Regions from separate parts of the Homo sapiens genome. Here all the other regions are linked to region 3. The links are chromatin contacts, found by Hi-C or POLR2A ChIA-PET in ENCODE. All regions are on one chromosome and are shown on one strand. Each heading gives the region's core, a stretch centred on a gene start or an enhancer-like site at or near the end of the contact. The rest is flanking DNA. Distances are from core to core; before and after follow the strand shown.

What was found. A loop is a pair of places that touch in the nucleus more often than their neighbours do. ChIA-PET counts read pairs that join two places held with the same protein, here RNA polymerase II (POLR2A). Pooled maps may share reads with other maps.
Region 1: a loop to region 3 is called in a pooled map, with 2.2 times the contacts of the local background. The contact joins the promoter of CCR5 here to the promoter of LZTFL1 in region 3. A Hi-C loop is called at or near these places in 1 of 37 single-sample maps with no recorded cell type and 2 of 50 pooled maps. POLR2A ChIA-PET finds 5 or more read pairs at or near these places in 1 of 52 experiments (activated CD4-positive, alpha-beta T cell).
Region 2: a loop to region 3 is called in a pooled map, with 5 times the contacts of the local background. The contact joins the promoter of CCRL2 here to the promoter of LZTFL1 in region 3. A Hi-C loop is called at or near these places in 4 of 50 pooled maps.

What each region holds. Positions count from the first base shown.
Region 1 is chr3:46,369,574-46,372,273 of GRCh38, reverse strand. It overlaps CCR5 (C-C motif chemokine receptor 5), which reads right to left and starts at 1,328. Exons shown (of 2, transcript NM_001394783.1): 1 at 1,286-1,328. It overlaps CCR5AS (CCR5 antisense RNA), which reads left to right. Exons shown (of 4, transcript NR_125406.2): 3 at 857-1,030.
Region 2 is chr3:46,405,858-46,408,582 of GRCh38, reverse strand. It overlaps CCRL2 (C-C motif chemokine receptor like 2), which reads right to left and starts at 1,324. Exons shown (of 2, transcript NM_003965.5): 1 at 1,081-1,324; 2 at 1-515. The coding sequence starts at 503. It overlaps CCR5AS (CCR5 antisense RNA), which reads left to right and starts at 1,517. Exons shown (of 4, transcript NR_125406.2): 1 at 1,517-1,686.
Region 3 is chr3:45,840,745-45,843,547 of GRCh38, reverse strand. It overlaps LZTFL1 (leucine zipper transcription factor like 1), which reads left to right and starts at 1,429. Exons shown (of 10, transcript NM_020347.4): 1 at 1,429-1,559. The coding sequence starts at 1,557.

The DNA.
Region 1 (2,700 bases), core at 79-2,578, 530 kb before region 3:
CAGGCATGAGCCACCATGCCCGGCTGCAACTCAGTCTTAACATTTTTATTGACGCTAGAGTTAGCCCACAAAGAACATGCACTATGAGCAAGCCAGTAATAATTAAGAGGCCTCGAGGGCACATACTGGATGCCAATCACTGTTCTAAGCATCATACCCATTCATTCATTTAATCCTTAGGGCAACCTTATGAGGCAGGAAATATTTTTCACATTTTGCAGACAAGGACCTTGAAGCACAGAGAGGGTGAGTAACTTGCTCAAAGCCACACAGCTAGTAAGCAACCGATTTTGAATGCGGGAAGCCTGCACTCTTAACTACCATGCTACCCTCCCTCTCAGTCCTCGAAAAGAGAATTAAAAGGCAAGACCATCAGATGTTTGGTGACATGATGTAGTCAGAGTGAAATGGCCGGGTGCCCAAGTCCCAGGGAAGGTCATAGATGACAACAGCCAATTGTAAAATCCTCACATTTTCTGTGAAGTTTGTGTTTGTAGTTTCTGAGTTGCCACAATTAAGAGTTGTCATACATACCCAAGAAATAATATAATAAAAAATGTTTCGTCTGCCACCACAGATGAATGTCATGCATTCTGGGTAGTTTAGTCTTATAACCAGCTGTCTTGCCTAGTCTATTTAAGTTCAGCTGCTCTAGCTGAGAATTTTCTCTTATTAAACCCTGTGAGTCTCAAACTCCCTGCACCTTAGACTAGGCAGCTGAGAGAAGCCCCTAGAAAAGCTCATTTTTAATTTTGAACCATAAAGAATTATATACTAACTGTGCCATGAAACTGATATATTAGAGGAAAATTTTATTTGGCGTTTGTAATTTAATATTAATTTTGACCATTTTTAGGCTTCCCTCTTGTCTGGAGGAAAAAGAAAAAAGAGAACCAGACTTAGACACAACTTCTTGTGGGCACATATTCAGAAGGCATCTCACTGGAGAGGGTTTAGTTCTCCTTAGCAGAAGATAAGATTTCAAGATTTCAGCTAAGACTCATCTCTCTGCAAATCTTTCTTTTGAGAGGTAAGGATTGTTAGTTATTAAAATACTATTGCTCCCTTTAAAGTCTTTCACTCACAATCATGTTTTGTATCTTTGATGTTATAACCGTCTGAAACTCATTCCAAACTGTGACCCTTTCCTTATCTTAAAGATTATATTTTAAGATAATTGTATGAGCACTTGGTGTTTGCCAAATGTCTTCTATGGGTTTCCTGTAAAGTCTTTTACTCATCTCAGAAGCTAACTAACAGGCCAAGCAGCTGAGAGGTTACTTACCGGGGAGAGTTTCTTGTAGGGGAACGGATGTCTCAGCTCTTCTGGCCAGATGAGCTGTGCAAATCAATCATATAGACAGTATAAAAGTAGGAAATGCTGTTTCTTTTGAAGGAGGGTGGAGTTAAATCATTAAGTGTATTGAAGGCGAAAAGAATCAGAGAACAGTTCTTCTTTTTAAGTTGAGCTTAAAATAAGCTAGAGAATAGATCTCTGGTCTGAAGGTTTATTTACGGGCTTTTCTCACTGGATTATTTTGTTTTTGTTCTCTGCTCATCCCACTACACAGAATCTGTTAGAAAATATAAAGAATAAAGGATATCAGAGCTAGAAGAACATTTACATTCATCTAGTCAAAAGCCCACATTTTAGTAAAAGAAATTACTATCCAAGAAGCAAATGATTTGTACAAGATCACAGGGCTTTTCAACAGTAAGGCTAAAAGGTTAAGAAAATTCTGATTATCTTAAGAGTTGCTATTAATTAAAGCCAACTTAAACCAACTTTAAATGTAGAGGGGGATCCTGGACTTCACATTAACCCTGTGTCCCCTTTTTCTCCACTCTCCCCGTATCCCCTATCCCACCCCAACCCCCACACAGATGCTCACCACCCAATATTATTGTTCTCTGTAAACGGAAACAACCTGTTGTCTAAAGAGTTTTAACTATGGGCTCACGGGTGAGCTAAACAGGTTTCCCATCTTTTTCTGGACCCAGGATCTTAGTGGGGATTTTCACTCTGTTCACTATTTTGTTGCCCTTCAAACCAGTAAGCATTTATGAGGACTCACACTATGCCAGATACATAGGTGGCAGGATTCTTCACTCCAGATATAATCTATCTGAAGCTATGAGAAATTTTCCACATGACATAAGTATATGGTCAAGTTCAGGTTCTTTATGACTATACTATATACAGTCATATCAAGCTCTCTTGGCGGTTGGTGACATCTGAAAATCTCAAGTATTGTCAGCAGAGCTGAGAAGACAGCAGAGAGCTACTCCCGAGCCACAAGATGCCCTCTGGGCTTCCGTGACCTTGGCTCTAGAATAAAAAGCTTTGGCTTGTGATCTCTAAGAAGGCAAATGAGACCCCAAACAGCAAAATTACGTGCCCCCAATCCTACAGAGGCAGACTAACCCAGGGGCTAAGCCAGTGGCCTCTGTAGTCAGACTGCCAAGCTTGAAACCTGTCTTACCCTCAGCTTTCTCGTCTGGGTATTGGGCTGAATGACAGTAGTCATTTCATGAGTTGTTGGGAGGATTCTATGAGGCATCCACGGCCAGCATCTAGCACATACTATGCACTCAGTAAACATCAAACTCTTAGTTACTCTTTCAGCAGTCCTTTGTCAGAGAGAGTTTATTTGATCAAATCCTAATAAAATTGGTTCACCGGAGTCTCTGTCTATAGCA
Region 2 (2,725 bases), core at 75-2,574, 570 kb before region 3:
ACGAATTCAGGCAAAGTGGCCAGAATGGCTGTTACCCATGCCAGGACACTTGTAATGATGCCACAGGGCACCCTCCTCCTGGCTGAGAAAAAGTTTCCCTTGTGCAAAAACACTAGGTACCTTTGCACAGTCAGAAGGCAATTGAAAAATGTCTCACTGTACAGGCCCACGAAGTACAGTCCAATGAGAATTTTACACATGGGATCGCCCCCAGCATGAGCCCAGAAGGGCAGGGTAAGCAAGAAACACAAGTTAGAAACTGCCAAGTTTAGAAGATAGATATTTTCCACGCGTTTGAGTCCTTTATATTTTACCAGGATAAGCACAACCAGGAGATTGTCCAGGACACCGATCACAAACACAGCAGAGCAGAGTGATGGCACCAGCTGGGCTGAGAGTGCCTGGGCGTCATACTTGTCACATTGCTCTGCCTCATCGCTCTCCAGTTCACCTTCTATGAGGACATCATATTCATCCTCTGGTGCCAGCGTGTAATTGGCCATCTTCAGACTGCCCTGTGGAGAAATGGGAGATGATTTTCCCCTCCGACAGCTGCCTTATCCTGGAGGAAACAACAAACTGGACCTGGATTCATACAGCCCCACTTTCCCTTTCTGGAGCTACATTTTAGCCAGAGTAATTCCCTATTTCAGAAGACTGAAATAAACATTTCTTTAACGTGTGCCCACTTCCCCAGAGCAGCACCATTCCCAATCTAGTTGTTAAGCATGTAAGTGCTTAGCAGTGTGCCAGGTGCCACGGGAAATAAAGCTGGCATGACACCGCCTTGGTAGAACTTACCTTCTTTTAGCAGAAACAGGACTTGCCTACATGAACACAATATGTAAGAAAATATATAATTAAAGAGAACCAAGTACGATGGCTTACTTTTAAGAAACGGGTGTAGATCATAATTTCTGCATTTTAAAAAGTTTGCTCACCCCCCGAAGCAGCTTCCTGTGACAGCTGAGACGTTTTTCTCTCGAAGGGTATAAATAAATGTTTGCAAAAGTGAAACCATGCTCAGCATCAACATGGCCATAAGGGGTTAAATACATAGATGACACACAGATGACTTACCACTGGGCTGAGCTCCTGCAGGGGAAGGGCGCAGCCTCCAGACCCAGCATCCGGGAGCTGTGGGAATGGCCCCGGACAGTGGATGCCCTCCTTTTGATCAGACTGCTCCTGACCCTGAGGGGCACGAGAAACCACTGTTGATTCCCCTGGTGGCTCTACCCGCCCCACTCACCGAGCTCAGGGACCAACTGAAATAAAGTACTCAAAAGCTCCCCCAGGCCTCCAGAGGATCTCTGAAGCGTCTGAAAGCAACCGGGAAGTTGTTTCCTCCTCCCTCTGGCCCTGTACCCCGCCTTTGATTTCCCTGTGACCTTTGACAGCCGTCTTCTGGCCTTCTGAGATAAGGGAACTGTGTCACTGCCGCTCTGAGTGGTAGCAAGGAAGTGATGTCAAGGTGCTGAGAACTGCCAAGACGCTCTGGCTTGTGGCATGTGACACTCTGAGTAGGTAACAGGTACCAGCTACTGTCAGCAGGGAGGAAGGTATGTGGTGACCACGAGTCCAGACCTGAGGGTCCTGACCCTCTAATGCGGCCTCTCACCAGTGTTCGCAGAAACCCACCCGCTGATTCAATACGGGGACCAGGAACCTGCCATGACAGTCACGGTGTGTTTGGGTTTTTATTGTCATTTTTGAGGGGCACTGTGTGCTTTGGTTAAGACTGAGGCCTCAAAAGAGAATTTTAGGAAAATGGAAGCCACAGGGTGATGTCAGCTGGGAAAAGGCCAGGGGCAGAGGTGGGGTCTCAGCGGCAGTGAGCATAGGGCTGCCCTGGGTGTCAACACTGAGGAAAGCAAAGGGGTTTGCAAGCAGCCAGAAGTGATTGGTGCTGTGACTCATGGGGGAGCTGACCCCACTCGGAAAAGGAGAACCCAGAGGAGGAAAATCCCGTGGTGATGACACAGAGGCGACATCAAGTTGGGTGGGAGAGAATGTGAGGAGGACAAGTTTAACCCCAAACTGAGGCTGGGGGCTAGGGTAGGTTTGAGTCCAGAGAGAAGGAAATTGAGAGAACAGCCCAGATTTGGAATGGTGGGAGGAGGCTGTGGGGAGGGGAGGCTGTGGGAAGAGAGTGGGACGGGGAGGGCACGGTCTGGAAGAAGGACGAACCGAGAAGAGGAACTTGAAAATAATGAAAAAATCTAGATGAGCTTCTCTTGGGTCAACGACTCAGCAGCTGTGACTAACCTAATTTGGGGATCAGACCTATTTGCTTAGAATTTATATATTGATTAAATGACATCCTTTTCCCACCAAAGATGTGTCTGAGGTAGGATTGAATACAAAATTTGTACCTGTCAAAATAGAAATAGAAAATTAAGAAACTAGCCTGGCACTGAGGCGCATTCCTACAGCCCCAGCTACTCAGAAGTATGAGGTGGGAGGGTCGCTTGAGCCCAGGAGTTTGAGGCCAGCCTGGGCAACATAGTGAGATCCCGGATCTATAAACAATATAAAAATTAGCCAGATGCAGTGGCAAGTGCCTGTAATCCCAGACATTCCAGAGGCCAAGGTGGGATGTTCACGTGAGCCCAGGAGTTGGAGGCTGCGGTGAGCCATGATCATGCCACTCTGCACTCTGGCCTGGGTGGCAGAGCGAGACACTGTCTCTGGAAAAAAAAAAGAAGAAGGAGGAGGAGGGGCG
Region 3 (2,803 bases), core at 180-2,679:
CTTCGCAATCACAAGATTTGGCCTGGGAGAAAATAAACGAGCTTTTCAGCAGTGCAAGCTGATGACCAACTTTGTTTACTGATCAGTCATAAAAGTTTTTATGAACTTCATCTCGCACCCACAACACCTTGTAAAGTGACCCTCTCACTATGTGAACACAACGAATGTCTACAGAGGAAAGAACCACGTATTATGAGGATTAACTACTGGAATGGAATGTGTCTATTAATAGCTCATAGTAGGCACTAAATAATGGCAACCAAATTCAACAACACTCACTAAACAGAAATGGGGAGGTGGGATGGTAAAGGGGAAGTTTAACTGAGCTTGGAAGGGGTTAATATTCAGGGTTGAGAGAATCTGCCCTTAGGAATCTTTCAAGAAGACAGGGATCCTGCCCAAATGCCATTGCAGTGCCAAGGGTAGGGAGCCTAGCCAAAGCTGAAGTTGGGCATACCCACGCCACTGCCTTCAGGCCATCATTCCGTGCATTGGAATGCTCCAGGTGACACACAGGAGAACCTTGTTTACTGTTCTTGACCCAAGGCTTGAGATCCTTCTGTGGGCAAATGCCTGCACATCACCTCTGTATCATGTGAGTGAAGGACTCTGAGTCCCTGGTATTTGCAATAATCGATCTCATCCTACACTTGTCCTTCCAAGCCAGTGTTTCTAAGAGTGGTCCTGATCTGTGATCACTCCTGGAACATCGGTTAAAAAGTGCAGATCCCAAGGACCCAAGCTAGACTTGTGAATCAGAATTTCTGGAGATAAGGCCCAGGAATTTGTTCAACAAGCTTCCATAGTAGTTCCAGGCATATGGAACCTTTTGAAATTCACTGCTCTCGGAGAAAACCCATGCTTTTTGCATTTTTTTTAAATGGAAAAATGTTGCTAGAGACTTTTAGCTGGAAATATAAGAGAAGATAATAACAACACAGTAATAATAATGGGCGGAGTCATGGGGAGGGGTCGTTTGAAGCTCTATTTGAGAACCTGCTGGCATTGGTGTTGTTGGCCTGTCTCAGCCACCCTGATGCTCAGGTAGGAACTCCTGAAAAAAAAAAATGTCTGGGCCGCGCCCTATGAGACCATTGAAAGGTCTGGGATGTCCATTCATCCTTGGGGTCACCTATGCCACAGGAAGTTCTGGACAAGAACTTCCCAACAATCCATAAGCGGACGCCACGAGGCGCGAAGCGCGTTGGTGGCCACACGCAACTCCAGGCAGCCCAACCCTCCCGCTACCTTCTGCAACTGCAGTCAGCTCCCAAAAGTGAACTGGCACAAAAAGGTGGGACTTCCGGCCCTGGAAGCCAATGCGCATGTGGCAGTCAACCGGTTACGCAATACTTCCTGTCGCGTGATCCTGAGGACCAATGAAAATGCATAATTGCAGTCCACGTGCCTCGGTTTCCGTTAGCAACCAGAGGCTTCTAAACAACCTACCCTCCTTCCCCATTTTCTGTGGTCCAACTACCCTCGGCGATCCCAGGCTTGGCGGGGCACCGCCTGGCCTCTCCCGTTCCTTTAGGCTGCCGCCGCTGCCTGCCGCCATGGTGAGTAACCGACCCTCAGGCGCCGCACCGCGCACAGGAGAGAGCGCGGCCGGGGCTGGAGACACTGAGCGGGTGGGCCCGGAATGATTACGTGGCCTCGTTGGGTCTGGCCGCACCTCAGCCTCCCTGAGAAGGGGAGCTGCGCCGGGCGCGAGAGATTCGGTTAACCGCAGCCCAAGCCCTTCTGGGGTAATCCTGGGTGAAGCCTTTTCCCAGCAGCCCAGCTCCGCCGCATCGCTTCGTTTCTCTCCTGCCTGCGGGGGCTGGAGCCAAGGCACAACTCTTAGGTGGCAGGTGAGGAGAGATAGAGGAAACTGCTGCCGGCCTAAGGTGCACGGCAGGGTTCTTAACTCTATTTCAAGAAGCTCCAAGTTTACGCACACACACACATTAACACATACGCAGGGTTCTCACTCAGTTTCAGGAAGCTCTAAGGTTTACACAGACACACGCGCGCGCGCGGTAACCAGAGGAGCAGGGAGAACGAATCCAGCTTTCTGTGTGATTGAAATCCAACTTTCTGATGTGGAGGTGACTTTAAGAATCCCAGCACCCCGTATTACAGCTGAGGAATTTGGGTGACATTTCCTTTGTTTTGGCTTGCTCAAAAAATATCATTAATCCCTCCAGCGAATATAGCATGCCATCTTAAATACCAGTCATACTTAGAACAGTGCACAGCACTGAAATGTTCAGGAAAACGGATGAAACCAGGGTTGAGAGCACCACCTGAAATAGCTACTGAAATACTTCAGCAACCAGAATTTCTATTTAGTCCACACTGTGTTCCAAGCGCTGTCTGGGAGCTGAGAAGACACCTGTGAGCTAAACAGATTGCTCCCTCCCCTTCTTGAGTTTAGAGCCTCTCCACTCATTCTCTTGATTTCCCTAAAATATCAGGAGAACACGTTGAAAACAAATCACAAAAAAATTGGTATCTCTTCCTGTTCTATCTTCTGTCATTCCTTTCCATCAGTTAACAACTGAGGCTTTGGAATCAGGCTCAGGTTCTTCATTAGTAAATTGCAGATAATAACTACACAAGACTGTTAATATGATAAGTAAGATAATGCGTGTAAACAGTGCAGTACCTGTGAAAATATTAAGCATTCAGTATCTGATAGGTATTATTAAACTGTGCTCATTTTTATCATTACAGTTTCCTCCTTGTACTTATCTTAAATTGTATATGGATTTGTGGGCATGGTTAAGAACAGGGAACCCTTTCTGGTACCTTACCCATT